Linked DNA regions of Homo sapiens: region 1 is linked to region 2. Evidence: chromatin loops called from intact Hi-C (ENCODE). Cell type or tissue: endothelial cell of umbilical vein. All regions are shown on one strand. Each heading gives the region's core, and the rest is flanking DNA. Links, peaks and the distances in the headings are about the cores only. Region 1 overlaps MEGF9 (multiple EGF like domains 9). Region 2 overlaps LOC124902261 (a long non-coding RNA gene).

Region 1 (12,937 bases), core at 6,490-8,989, 440 kb after region 2:
TCTTATTGTCTTCATGTCAGAGTGTCAACATGTGTAATGTCTGAGGAAGAAGGAAAGGGGAAAAGCAAAAGTTCCCAAATGACCACAAATGAATTAATTTTCTCTAATTAGAACTATGGGCTGGGCGCAGTGGCTCACACCTGTAATCCCAGCACTTGGGGAAGCCCAGGCGGGTGGATCACTTGAGGTCAGGAGTTCGAGACCAGCCTGGCCAACATGACGAAACTCTGTTTCTGCTAAAAATACAAAAATTAGCCGGGCGTGATAGTGCATGCCTGTAGTCCCAGCTACTTGGGAGGCTGAGGCAGGAGAATCGCTTGAACCCAGGAGGCGGAGGTTGCAGTAAGCCGAGATTGTGCCACTGCACCACTCCAACCTGGGTGACAGAGCAAGACTCCATCTCAAAAAAAAGAAAAAGGAAAGAACTATGTATAATTTTTAATTATTCTGTAACTGCTTGAGTTAAAATTGATAATGTGATACCTAAAAATATACATACACACGTACTTTATATCTTGTAAATCTTAGGAAGAAAATAGACTTTCTTGATAACAAAAAACATGCCAAGACATTTAACAATTTAGAAATAAATCATTAACTAGTTGGTAGAAAAGCAAGTCAGGTCCAGCTGGCTTTGATCCCACCTAATGTAGGATTTTGCAGATCCTTTCTCTTCTCGATTAAAATTTTTTCCCCCAAAACTGTTTCTACCATGTGTTTATAATGTGCTCTCTTTTTCTAGCCATATTTTTGCTACAAACTAGTAATTATCCTTTAATGTTTTGCTTTTTTTTAGTTTTATTAACAGAATTCTAAAATTTTAAATTACTTACAAATTTTAAATTTTAAAAGTAAGTAACTTAGTCTTCCCTGTCTTTGCCAACTGGGAATTCTAACCTACTTTCCTTAGAATTCTCAGAAAATATTTAAGATCTAGGATCACTGTCATCATGTCCATAGTTGCTTTCATTTTTGAGTACTGAGTATGTGCCAGACACTGTGCTAAATGCATTGTGTATGCAATTTTTAATATACTACAAAGGTTGGTATAATTGTCTTCACTTAACAAATGAGAATACAGAGGCCAAGATAGAATGAATACTTTGTGCCAGCTAGTCACTAGTAGAGCTGGAATATGAACCAAACTCTGTTTCCTCGGGCTGGTTTTTTCCATAAACTCTGATACTCCTTTCCTGTATTATACCCATCCCACCTAATCAATGTGACTGTAAAATAATGGAAATTCTGAAGCTTCTCCACCCACTCATCTTAAACAGAGTCTTTAAAAAGGTAATTTGGCTTGTATTCATGTGACATAGATATGTACCATATCTTGAGATGATACACCAGTGAATTTTCTTTTGAAAAAGTAATGACTATTAGTGTTGTAAAATATGTTTTTATTTATATACACTTAAAAAATGCTTTTTTCTAAAGTGTTAAAACCTTGCAGGAGTTGTTCACACCCATGAGTATGTAAGTTCTATAACTGAGCATTACTACCACAAGAAAATCTGAGAATCCCTTTTGGGATAATTTAAGAAATGTGTAGTATATGCATAGTTACACTTAATGCAGCGTAGCTCCACAATGCTTATGCTTCGTTTATGAATAATTCTATATTCTTTTTTTTCTGATATAATTTTTGTGCTATCTTGGTACTTTACTAGCAACATGTCATTAAGACCAGATAAGCAAATTTTATCTTAAATTGTTAGCTGATCTCATAGTACAGATGTCTGATTTCTATTTAAAATCCAGTTCTACACATTTATTCTCCAGTTATGAAGCTGTGGGTTTTGGTTCTTTCATTTCAAATCTATGGATAAGCATAAGTGGTCTGTTCACAGCCTTTTTTTTTTCTTTTTTGGTTTCATTGCATTTATATCATTGACCTTTGCTTCAGAAAGCATTCAAGTCTTTAACAGAGAGAGACCATGAAAGGGAGTGTTGTAAAGTCTTTATTCTACGAAGGAAGTCACACAGGCAAAGCTTTATATTTGCTGAGTGATTTCTTTTCTTTCTTTTTTTTTTTTTTTTTTTTTTTGTGAGACAGAGTCTTGCTGTCACCCAGGCTGGAGTGCAGTGGCGCAATCTTGGCTCACCACAACCTCCACCTCACAGGTTCAAGCGATTCTCCTGCCTCAGCCTCCCGAGTAGCTGGGACTACAGGTGTGTGCCACCATGCCCTGCTAATTTTTGTATTTTTAGTAGAGACGAGGTTTCACTATGTTGGCCAGGCTGGTCTCGAACTCCTGCCCTCGTGATCCACTCGCCTCAGCCTCCGAAAGTGCTAGGATTACAGGCATGAGCCACTGCACCTGGCCGATTTAAATCTTTTTTTTAAGAGACAGAGTCTCCCTGTGTCGCCCAGGCTGGAGTACAGTGGCTATTCACAGGCCCGATCATGGCACACTCAGCTCAAGAGGATGGCTTCAATTCCCTGTGATGTCATTTCCTGCCTAACCAGTCAGCACTTCTGGCTCCCTGGTTTCACCCCACCCACCAAGTTGTCCTTAAAAACCCTAATCCCTGAATACTTAGGGAAACTGATTTGAGTAATAATAAAGCTCTGGTCTCCTGCACAGCTGGCTCTGCATGAATTACTCTTTCTGTATTGCAATTCCCCCATCTTGATAAATCAGCTCTGCCTAGGCAGTGGGCAAGGTGAACCCATTGGGTGGTTGCAGGATTAGTCTCCTGTGTTTCTTGGTCTGTGGGGCTTTATGAGAGACAGGTTTAATTTGAGATAAGTGGACCCAGCTGTTTATTCCTGTTTAACTGCAGTTGGAGTAGTTCAGGCAGCCTAGAACTCCTGGGCTCAAGTGATCTTCCTGCCTCAGCCTCCTGAGTAGCTGGGACTATAGGCATGTGCCACCATGCCTGATAAATTTAATTCTTATACATGCAGAAATTGGCCTTGGGCCATGAATAACATGATGCAAAAGCACTAGTAGTGCAGCCTCACAACCAAAATTCCTCACTTCATTTTTTTTTTTTTTTTTTTTGAGACGGAGTCTCACTCTGTCACCCAAGCTGGAATGCAGTGATATGATCTTGGCTCACTGCACCCTCCGTCTTCTGGGTTCAAGCAGTTCTCCTGCTTCAGCCTCCCAGGTAGCTGGAACTACAGGCACACACCACCACTCTGACTAATTTTTGTATTTTTGGTAGAGACGGGGTTTCACCATGTTGGCCAGGCTGATCACTGGTCTTGAACTTGTGACCTCAAGTGACCCACCCACCTCAGCCTCCCAAAGTGCTGGGATAAAGGTGTGAGCCACCACGCCCGGCCTATATTTTCTTTTAAAAGAGAGAAAAGCACCTTTTTTTTTCTTGTTGTTTTAAAATCTGGCCATGCATGGTGTCTCATACCTGTAATGCTAGCACTTTCGGAGGCCAAGGCAGACGGATTGCTTGAGCTCAGGAGTTTGAGACCAGCCTGGGCAACAGGGGAAAACCCTGTCTCCACAAAAAATACAAAAATTAGCCGGATGTGGTGGCGCATACCTGTAGTCCCAGCTACTTGAGGGGCTGAGGCAGAAGGACCACCTGAACCCAGGAAGTTGAGGCTGCAGTGAGCCGAAATCACGCCACTGCAGCCTAGGGGACTAAATGAGACCCTTTCTCAAAAAACAAAAACGAACAAAAATCACCCAGGAAAAAATAAAGCATGGTATGTACACTCAGACAACTACTTTATCAAGATTCATTAAGTCACTTTAAATCAGCAATTAAGGAGCAGATCCTCCAGATAGAAAGTCTTTTAGTGCCCCAAGAATTATTAAGGGAAAACCCACTTCAGGAATAGCAACTACTTTGGGAACATTGGCTATATTATGGTTACACAATATTATTAAGTGATTTTGTGTTCGAAACTAATACCTTCTTCTTGTAGGTTGTGGGTTAGGCAAACACCATCATTGAAAGTAACTGTTTATCCTTTTGTATATTGAATAACATATTTAGAGGAATGAGGAGTAAGCATATTTTGATTAACATTTTAAAAGCCTTGGAAATAAGCTGATGAAGTGTTGTAAGCCATTCTTTGAAAGGTACATTATGTTCTTTATAATTTTCTGATAGTATAGAGTGGCTTCGATTGACTGGTTCCTTCTTATTGAGTCATAAAATATTCCTGAATTTTATTTTTTATGAATACAGGTTTTCTTTGCTAGATCTTTAAGTACCTTGGGATATTCTTGTGTAAGACCGTATATGTGTGTGGCTTCTTTTCTTTTTTCTTTACTAAATTACTTAAGATTCATAGATTCATGCTTGATAGTATAAATTAGATAATGTAAATTTTTGTTGCATTTTTAAAAACATCTCCTATACTATGATCAGTACAAATTTTATTTAAGCTTTAAACATCAAAATATTTGGGCTTCTATCTCTGAGAACCTTTGACTTTGTTAGGCTGCAGCTTCTCTTCAAGCAATAAGATTTCTCAGCCTTTGTTAAAGACCTGAAATTTACTTGCAGTGAGAAAAGAGAGCAAGATTTATTGTGGACAGGGCATAAACACCATCACTGGAGTCAGGACCTATATAGATGGTGAATTGTAATGCTTTGGATCTACAGAATGAAGCTTGATACCTAAGTGGATATCAAGTTATTTGGCAGACAAATTTCTTGTACCAATTTAGAGTCAATCTTAGGAGTAGATAGTATGGTGGGGAAAAGTCTGGCTTTGTATGAATAGACTTGACTTACTAGCTGAGGACAGTAACTTTATCTGAATTTTCTCAGTAGTAAAATAAGTATTATGACCCTCACCAGGTAGAACTACCTTGAGGATTAGAGAAAAAATATATTTATTGACATAAGCCCTCAATAAATGATAGCTCATTGCATCATCATTATTACTCCTGCTTTCAAATGCCTCCATTTTAAATTTTCTGTAAAATTATTTGTTAGCTAAGAAATTGCATTATGCAATACACTAGACAGCTTTTAATAGCAATACAGAATTTGATAGGTGATTTATTTGGACACAAGGCTTTGAGATATGGTAAGTATATATGATTTACATGAGCTGGGCTTTCTTTCCCTTCTGGGGTGTTACTCAATACAACTTTTAAATTGATTTACTTTTATTCATTGTCTTTGCTTTTATTTGCAGTTCTGGGAAATGCCAGTGCAAAGTGGGTGTCATTGGCTCTATATGTGACCGATGCCAAGATGGATATTATGGCTTTAGTAAGAATGGCTGCTTGCCCTGCCAATGCAATAATCGGTCTGCCAGTTGCGATGCCCTCACAGGTACGTACTTTCCTTAACTTTGTCATGTAATTATTCCACTGTTCTTTTAATTTGGAAATCTTTCAGCTATAGGTTGATTCTTCTGAAATAGTTTGGAAGGGCCTTTATCTTCTAAGTAGGATGTACTAGATCACAGCAAGCCAAACTCCTGCTACAACAAACTTGAAAAAGTACGTAAATTAAAAAAAAAAAAAAAAAGTCATATACCTATGGAGGCAAGGAGAACTATAGGAACTAAAATTCCAGAAAGGTTGGAACTCTTCCTAGGTAAACTGATGATCACCAGCCATTGTCTTTCCAGGGGACATTTGCTGATTCTGAGCATAGGCAAAGAATGAGCTAGACCCAAGCAAAGGAATTCTTTAGGAAAGAGATACAAGAAATGTTTTTGGCAGTCATTTGAGGCTTGCATGATGGTTGGAAACAAGAGGATCCCCAAACACAAGGCCAGCTTTCCCACAGGATATTAGCCGACTATGCAAAAGATGGAAGGCTGGGCCAGAAAGGTAGAAAAAAATCTCTTTCTCTTTCAGTCTTGTGCTGAGGAGACAAAATCCCTTTAGAAAGAGAGGGCCTGCTATGACATTCAATTATCTCCCCCTCAAGATGTCTTCAGACTCTGAGGGTGCATGCAGTGGGACCTAAGCTCAAATTACCAAAGGCCAATACAAATCTCTCACAGTCTTTTAGGGCTAAGGAGACACAGGCTTGCTAGGCTCTGACCAAGAAATAGTAAGGAACCAGAAGTTGATTAACTCATACTAAAATTACAGTCCACCCTCAAGCCGCCTCACCTTCTGATTGGATTGAAGTAATTCTCTCATTATATCTGCCTAACAGATGAAAGGGGAGCCCTCTCTGGTTCTTTTATATACTGTGTCCGGCATACAATAAAAAATACTGGACAATGCAAAGACAGAAAAATGTGACCAATACCAAAGAGAAAAAAAATGAGCAATGGAAGCAGACCTTTAGGTGATCTAGGTGTTAGAGTCAACTTAGAAAGACTTGACTAAAGTTAGTATTTTCATACAATAAAGGGAAAATCAGACAAAATAGGTGAAGAGAGGCAAAATGTCAATAGAAATTGGAATCTCTAAAATATCAAATGAACAAACTGGAACTGAAAAATACAACATGTGAATTAATAACTCATTGCATTAATCTAACAGTAGATTGTACACAGTGAAGACAAAGTTAGAAGACTTGAATACAGTACAATTAAAAATATCCAAACTGAAGCATTTCGAGAAAATATAATGGAAAGAACAGAGCAGGGAAGATGTGGGACACAGCCAAAAGGTTTAGCATAAATGTAATTGGAGATCTAAAAAGAGAGGAAAGTGATACTGGATCCCAGTAATATCTGAAGAGAAAATGGCCATGAATTTTCCAAATGGATTAAAGGTGTCAACCGACAGATTCAGAAAGTTCAGCAAACCCTAAGCAATATAAAACAAAGAAAACCACATTTAGGCAAACTTAGTCAAACCATTAAAAACTAAAGCCAATTAACTTCTGATCTTAGTTTTCCTAAATGTAAGAATTAAGTATCCTTCCTTGGAAACATTTTTTTTCCCAAACAAACAAGCAAAAAAAATCAGGACACACTAGTCTGACAAGTACAAGTGTTTTTATGAGAACAGGGTGGCAAAATACTTGAAGTCAAAAGTACCCTGGAAAAATCGGTTGAAAGTTTTATTCTTCATTCAAATACTCTATAGTAAAACAAATTGATTTAGAAGAAATTGTTTTTTTTTTCTTTTATGCGATCTTGTCTCTGCCTATTTGCCAGTTTTATCTTGTGGCGTTCTTTTTCTTTACATCTGTGATCCAGTCAGACTGGCTTTTATTTCTAAAACAAGGCATGTTCCCTGGTCCCAGGGTTCTCATATATGATCTTTCCTCTGCCAAGAATGGTTTTTCTAATCCACCTCTACCTCCATCCTTGACCCCTCTGCCTTATTAAATCACATTCTTCCCTCGAGTCGTCAATTAAAGGCCACTTCATTAGAAAGCATTTCCTGATGCTCTAGGCTTAATGGTAATTTCCTTATTATATGCTCTCACATATACTTGTATTTTTTCATAGCACTTTTCACAGTTTGTAATTGTATATTTATTTGTGATTCTGAGTCACATATGGCTCACTCATGAGGGCAAGAACTTTTTTTTTTCACCATTGTATACACAATCTCTAGCATGGAGCTTTAGCATATAGTAACTACTCACTAAATTTTTATCAAATAAATGAACAAATGAATGGAAAGGCGTACAGAGGAAAGATTATTTTCAATACTGAGTAACAACAGGAATACTTCATTATACTGAGTCGATTAAAATTACTCCCTAGATCTTTTACAGTACCGAAAAGCAGTCTACATTGCTGATTCTCAGTTTTAATTTTTCTTAAGGCAACGAGGCCACTGTCTTTACTGTCATGTAAGTGCTGACCTGTCCTTTCTCTGGAGATAATTTAAGGCAAAATAATTCTTTTCATGGTTATGGTTTCTAAAAGCAGCTAGTAGTGAGAGAAATAAATGGGTTCTTTGTTTGGAATTATAATAAAAGTGGAATCCAACGTGAAGGAGTGCAAATACTGTATTTAAAATTACAAGCTTTATATAAAACCACTCTCGTCAAGTGACTTTATTTTCAACAGTGCTGTGATAAGGTTGCCCTCTGGTGGCCACTTACTGTGTTTTCACAGTCCTATTTTCACCCCCTCTACTGTTTTGCTATACCTTGTGTTTTAGATTGAAGTAGATTTTCAAAGTACTCTTTTTTTGTGGTAAGATATATTTGGATAAACATTTTGGAAAGCAATTTGACAGTAAGTATTAGAAATCTTAAAAATTGTTCTTTGATCTGGTAGTTCTATTTCCAGGAATCTATTCTAAGGAAAGAATTCTAAATTCTTAAGAAGGTTATATTCAGAGATGCTCACCAAAATGGTAGTTACAATTTTAAAAAGTTAGGCAACCCAATTTCTCACAATAGGGTATTAAGTAAATACTGTTATCTAGGCAGTATATTATTAAAAACACAGAAAACCAAATGTTGACCTTACCTTGAGCAAGTTGCTTAATCTGTTTCTTCATCTATAAATTTGATATAATAGCAGTAACTGCCTAGTGGGTTGTCGTGAAGATTAAATGCAATACACTTGTACAGCCTTTATATAGTGCCTGGTCCATCACAAGTAATCAGTAAATGGTAACTGTTACTATGTTCTCGATAAAATGTTTTGTTTTGTTTTGTTTTTTCTGAAACAGAGTTTCACCCTTGTTGCCCAGGCTGGAGTATGGTGGCGCGATCTCGGCTCACTGCAACCTCCACCTCCTGGGTTCAAGCGATTCTCCTGCCTCAGCCTCCCAAGTAGCTGGGATTACAGGCGCCCACCACCACGCCCGGCTAATTTTTTGTATTTTTAGTAGAGACGGGGTTTTGCCATGTTGGGCAGGCTGGTCTCGAACTCCTGACCTCAGGTGATCCGCCTGCCTCGGCCTCCTAAAGTGGTGGGATTACAGATGTGAGCCACTGTGCCTGGCTGATAAAATGTTTTAAAGAATGATATATAGCAATATGAGAAAGTGAAAGAAGCAAGGTATAAAATAACTTATGCCATATAATTAGACTAGTTAAAAAACAAAAGCCAAACCCCTGTAAATGAGGAAAGATTACAAAGAGAAGTACTAAAAATCTTTTTTTTTTTTTTGAGACCGAGTCTTGCTCTGTCACCAGGCTGGAGTACATGGCACGATCTCGGCTCACTGCAACCTCTGGCTCCCGGGTTCAAGCGATTCTTCTGCTTCAGCCTCCCAAGTAGCTGGGATTACAGGCGCCCACCATCACACGCCCAGCTAATTTTTGTATTTTTAGTAGACACGGGGTTTCACCATGGTGGCCAGGCTGATCTTGAACTCCTGACATTAGGTGATCCACCCATCTCGGCCTCCCAAAGTCCTGGGATTACAGACTTGAGCCACGGAGCCCAGCCTAAAAATCTTAATGAGAGATTTCCTAGGATGATTTTTTACCCCTTTCTACTCCTGTATTTTTCTAGATTTTCTTTATTAAGCACGTTTCCCTTAAAATGGAAGTGGGGGGATATTATTTTTAAAACTGGAACTTCATGTTCATATAATATACTTCCTTTGAAAATCCAGTGTACCTTTATGTATTCATAGTGTCCCATGATGAGTAACTTGACCTGAGCAGCTTGACTGAGTTGACCAATCCTCTACTCCCCAATGATACTTACTTCAGAGTATCATGCTTTCCTAGTTTTTGTGCTACCTAACCAGCTTTTCCTTCTTATTTGTTCTACTACATCTTCCTCAGTTCAGCTCCAAGCACTGGAGTGCCTCAGGGCTCAGAGCTTGTCAAGTTTGTCTTTGCCATTTAAACTTTCTCCCTAAGTGGTCTCATTCAGTCCCCTGGATTTAATTTGTATTTGTTTGTTTGTTTTAGCTCATTTTCCCCCTTAACCCTGGATTTAATTTAAATGCCATCTATATATGTGCTTATTATCAGATTTGCATTTCTCCGTTGATCTCCACACTCAAATATCCAACTGTCAAATATCCACTTGTTTTAATTGGCATTATATACCTAACACATCCAAAACAACTTTTTTTTCAACTTATAAGTTAAGCCTGCTCTATTCATTTCACCAAGTTACTCAGTCCCAAAGCCTAGTAGTCATTTTTGATTTTGCTCCTTTTTATTACTGCAAATATCCAGCTCATCAGTATATTCCATCAGCCCTATCTTCAAAACATACCCTGAATCTGACCACTGTTCATGACTTTTATTGCATCATCCTTGCCCAAGCCACTGTCATCTCTTTGAACTACTTTGGCACAGTCTCATCTGGCCTTTCAGCCTCCTCTCTTCTCTCCCTATTCTCTGATCCCCACCCCACCACAGTTAGTCTCCACATAACAACCAGAGCAATCTTTTTAAAATGTAAAACCAGATCATGTCATTTTCATGCTTAAGCCCTCCAATGGCTTCTCATCCCTTTTGGAATAAATAAAATTCAAACATCTCTCTATGGCCTATCTGGTTTTACATTTTCTGGGCCCTGCCTTTCTCTCTGACCTTATGCCCTGTTACTCTCTCCCTTGTTAACCTGGGCTCCATACTGGCCTTCTTTCAGTTTGACAGGTTAAAGCTTGCCTTTTGTTCTATAAAGAGGGTAAGGCATTTCTTCCTACAACAAAGCACATTACTGTATTTCAGATAGGTTTATATATAAATGATGAAATGGTAAAATAAATAAAGGAATAAGGAAAGGTCTTTTTGCAGGTAACAATGTATGTTTTCAATGTTTTGTCCCTGAATTTGGCTGGAAAGGAGCCCTACATTCCTTTCTTTGACTATTTATTTTCTTGGTTATCTCTACAAAGATTTTTGAGATGCTTAGTCAAGGAGCATGAAAAAATCATCTTCAGGAAACATTCCTTTTTCTTTTGATCCACCCTTTGGCCATCTTTCAGCAATGAGAATGTGAGAATGTGAGTTTTAGGGCAGTATTGTTATATTTTGGGGGGTTCCAGGCAGAGCATAATGAACAATGTTAAACTTCAGCTTATTTTTATGTATCATTTATCATAAAAGAAAGATTCTTAGATTTTAGATTTAAAGGAAACCTTAGATTTCATCTAGTTCAGCTTTTAAAATTTACAGATGAAGAAATTAAGACATAAAGAGAAAACATTATGTCCTATGGAATAGTCTTTCACCCTTTGAAATGCTCACATTATATTAAATCGTTAGCCAAAGAATTATTATCCCATTTTACAGATTAGAAAAGTGAAAATCAGAGAAGCTGTTTGCTTAAGGTAACTTAGTTTGTGAGAATTTCAGCTGGAAATGGAACACAAATTTGACATTAATTCCCATACCACTTTTTTTTTTTTTTTTTTTTTTTGAGACAGAGTCTTGCTCTGTCACCCAGGCTGGAGTGCAGTGGCTGATCTGGGCTCACTGCAAGCTCCGCCTCCCGGATTCACGCCATTCTCCTGCCTCAGCCTCCCGAGTAGCTGGGACTACAGGCACCCACCACCATTCCCGGCTAATTTTTTATATTTTTAGTAGAGACGGGGTTTCACCGTGTTAGCCGGGATGGTCTTGATCTCCTGACCTCGTGATCCGACCGCCTCGGCCTCCCAGAGTGCTGGGATTACAGGTGTGAGCCACCGCACCCAGCCCCATACCATTTTTTAATGCTATGTTGCCTCTCACAGAGGAGTTGTAAGCTATTAAAGAAGCAAATTCACATCATTAGTTTCTACCGTATATAGGTTTTAAACGTTATGGTCTTTATTTTTATTGTAAAAATAAATAATTATTAAATATATATATGAAGTGTTTCAAATTGCTTGAGTTCTTGAAATATTTTACAATGTGTATGTGATATATTTTACAGTGTGTTATTTTACAATAAGAAAAATCAAGGTAATAAAAAATAAAAGTGATGCATGTATACTAGAGATAATTTCTAGACTAGAGGGAGAAAAACTCTGAAAGGGCTATTGCCTCTCACGACTGTTGTTAACACTTTGGTTATTTATGTCTGGCCTATCTTTAATTTATTTGTTTTCTTTCTCTATAGTTGTACTTTAGGTACATGCACCTTAAAGCAATGTAAACAGTGATTAATATTTAAGAATCAATGAATTTTATTCTTTTTTTAATTTATTTATTTTTCTTCTGAGACAGGGTCTCGCTCTATTTCCCGGGCTGGAGTGCAGTGGCATGATCATAGCTCACTACAGCCTCAACCTTCCAGACTCAAGCGATCCTCCCACCTCAGCCTCCTGAGTAGCTGGGACTCAGGCATGCACCACCGCACCCAGCTAATTTTTGTATTTTTTGTAGAGACAGTATTTTGCCCTGTTGCCCAGGCTGGTCTCAAACTCTGGGGCTCAAGCAATCCACCTGCATTGACCTCCCAAAGTGCTGGGATTACAGGTTTGAGCCACTGTGTTGGGCTAAATTTTATACTTATACTTGCTTTCATTTTTACTTTTGAGATAACATTGTTTACCACGTAAGGTTATTTTTTTTTTACTCATTGATTTCTCATTGCAGGGTATGGCCAAAAAACAAACACAAATAAAAAATTCTTCTGGAAAAAATATTCTGGTATAAATGGCTTAAGAGAGTAGAATTATATTGTGGTAGTCACAAACATGTGGAGTCTTATTTAGAATAGTAAAAAGCCCCAAAATAGTAAACATATAAGCCCAGTAGCCCTGTAGGAGTAAAGGATTACAAGTGTGTGTGTGTGCATGTGTGTGTGTGTGTACACACACATGCACACACACACGCTTACATATATGTATTTATTTATTATTATTATTTTTGAAAAGGAGTTTCACTCTTGTTGCCCAGGCTGGATTGCAATTGTGTGATCTCGGCTCACCACAACCTCTGCTTTCCGGATTCAAGTGATTCTCCTGTCTCATCCTTCTGAGTAGCTGGGATTACAGGCATGCACTACCACACCTGACTAATTTTGTATTTTTAATAGAGATAGGGTTTCACCATGTTGGTCAGGCTGGTCTCGAACTCCTGACCTCAGGTGATCCACCTGCCTTGGCCTCCCAAAGTGCTGGGATTACAGGCGTGAGCCACCATGCCTGGCATATACATATATACA
Region 2 (2,500 bases), core at 1-2,500:
CCAGAGCTACTTTTTTGTGTGTGTGATTCTGGGCTTTTATTATTATTTTTGAGACAGAGTCTCGCTGTGTCACCCAGGCTGGAGTGCAGTGGCACGATCTCCGCTCACTACAACCTCCATGTCCTGGGCTCAAGTGATTCTCCTGCCTCAGCCTCCTGAGTAGCTAGGATTACAGGCGCCCACCACCACACCCAGCTAATTTTTGTATTTTTAGTAGAGACAAGGTTTTACCGTGTTGGCCAGGCTGGTGTCGAACTCCTGACCTCAGGTGATCTGCCTGCCTCGACATCCCAAAGTGCTGGGATTACAGGTGTGAGCCACTTCGCCCGACCTGATTCTGGGATTTTTAAATGAAGCAATACAGACCTTCTGATTATCAGATTCTTTGTCTGTAAAATGAGTATAATGCTGAATCATTCCAACCAACATCAAGTGACTTCTGCTGCTGGGCAATTATTTTATTAATTTAATATTTTCTATATAACTTTTATGAAGAGATCCAGAAAGCATTCTAGGGGTCTCAGGATAAATAGGGGGAAATAAAATTACTTAGAGTCAGCTGGGTGGGGTGGGGAGGGATAGACTAAGTGTTTTGAGAGATTTGGCAGTTATTTTGGAAGGAAAAAAAAATTCAAAGATTTTGTGATACCTGGTTTTTTTTCTTGTAAAAAACAGAGACTTTAGCATGTCTTCTTTTAAAAATAATTGAAGCAGAAAGAAAAGAGTTGGAAAAGCAAGAAACAGTAATCCTAGAAAGAGTAATCATAAGAACTCCATAAATGTTTATGTGATTTTCAGTGCTAAGAAAGATCGCATTTCAGCATTCTTAAGAAGAAGGCAAAGCAGCTGTTATCTCAAGGAAGCAAAGAAGCTGGTTCTCAGAAGAGTTATTAATGTAAGATGAGAAGCCAGAGTTTACCATGAAAAGCTGTCGCACCTAAGCATTGACTTAATCAGCACGAATTATTCCAGCTTTCTTTGGGAAGCTATTAAGTTAATACCAGCAGGTGGCGCTTTCAAAGTAGGCTCCTGAAGCTGCTGCTCTTCAGGAACTTAAAGTACACTTGCTAATTATAAGCATTGATGACCGAGGAGCAAGGACCTATTTGGGTGGTGGTAGTGAATGTAAGGAGCTTTGATGAAAGTTATATTTTTAGAAAAACAGCTAATCTAGTGTAAAATTACTATTGCTATGTAATAAATTCCCCCAAACTTAATGACGTAAGATAACAACACACCTTAATTATCTGCCCAGTTCCTATGGGCAGGAATTCAGGAATGGCTTAGCTAGGTAATTCTGGGTTAGGTTCTCTTATGAGGTTGCAGTCAAGATGACAGCTGGGCTGCAGCCACCTAAAGGCATGACTAGGGCTGGAGGATTCACTTCACATGGCTCTGGGCGGGAGGCCGTGGTTCCTTTCTACGTGGGCTTCTCCATAGGCTTCCTGAGTGTGCTCACTACATGGGGGCTTCCCCTAGAACAGGCCGTTCAAGAGAGAAAAAGGCAGAAACAGCAATGTCTTGTATGACCTAACCTCAGAAGTCACACATCTTCACTTTTGCTGTATTCTATTGGTCAGATGAATCGGTGTGATACAGTGTGGGAAGGGACCACACAGAGGCATGAATACGAGGGAGGTAAGGACCACTGGGAGCCATCTTGGAGTCTGGCTACCACATTTAGCCACTGGATGAGTAACAGGTATTAGAATTAGATGAAGGAACTTATGCTGAACAAAAAGCAACATTGTCTGAAAAAGCGTGGCTCAGTGGAACCAAAGAAGGTGGTTAATGAGCTGAGCTTGATTCATTAGAAGGTCTAGGGTACAGAAAGAACAGATTCAGGTGAGGTTATAAAACTGTGAGAGATAAAGGGAGAGTGAGCATCTCCTCCTTGTATGTTGTTTCCTTTTGATTCCTCTAAGGAAAATATGCTTAACTAAATTCCATTATTAACACTGGATTTTCTCTTAGCCTTATTATTTTCCACTTCCTCCCTACTTCCTTATCTGAAATCCTATCCTATTCCATTATTATTTAGGATGTGAAGTGGCCTTTTGGGACATGCTATTCCAACCCACTGCTTTGGTGACTTTCAAGCATAGTTTAAGCAATGGCTTCCTTCTCTATTTTTCCCAGTTACCATTCAATCTTCAAATACAAATTTATCCACGGTGGATTTGAACCACTGTATTTCCCAGAATGTGGCTTATCCAGTTATTCTCTGACTCTTTCCACCTCTCACCTTTTCAGTTTGTCTTCCCAATCTGCCATCTGCCTGGTGGTCATTTCAGCCAGTCTTGCTCCAGCTCTATTGAGGAAGGGAGAACCAGACATAAGCCAGACTAGGTATTCAATTATGTCACATTTATTCCCACCTTGTGCATTTGAACCTTTGCCTAGAATACACAATAGTATATAATAAGAATCAAAATGTGTGGACTGGGATATAAATTATTTAAGAGTTTATAAAATACAGAATTAGTTACAGACAAAAAAG

What was found. Peaks named below come from ENCODE experiments on the same cell type or tissue, not always from the same donor. Only the 100,000 strongest peaks of a DNase experiment are listed, where the experiment ranks them.
Region 1: a loop joins it to region 2, with 4 times the contacts of the local background. A loop is called at or near these places in 15 of 110 quality-filtered maps.

The regions. Positions count from the first base shown.
Region 1 is chr9:120,614,944-120,627,880 of GRCh38, reverse strand. MEGF9 (multiple EGF like domains 9) reads left to right here. Exons shown (of 6, transcript NM_001080497.3): 3 at 5,126-5,265. Among named protein-coding and RNA genes, the nearest start is that of CDK5RAP2, 41 kb to the right of the region's middle. In endothelial cell of umbilical vein, for the core only: a CTCF peak has its summit at 7,937 (motif pointing left); a DNase peak (open chromatin) is centred at 7,930.
Region 2 is chr9:121,058,738-121,061,237 of GRCh38, reverse strand. LOC124902261 (a long non-coding RNA gene) reads right to left here. Exons shown (of 3, transcript XR_007061753.1): 3 at 2,234-2,311. It also overlaps a transcript of C5 not described here. Among named protein-coding and RNA genes, the nearest start is that of C5, 9.7 kb to the right of the region's middle. In endothelial cell of umbilical vein, for the core only: a CTCF peak has its summit at 1,013 (motif pointing right); a DNase peak (open chromatin) is centred at 1,007.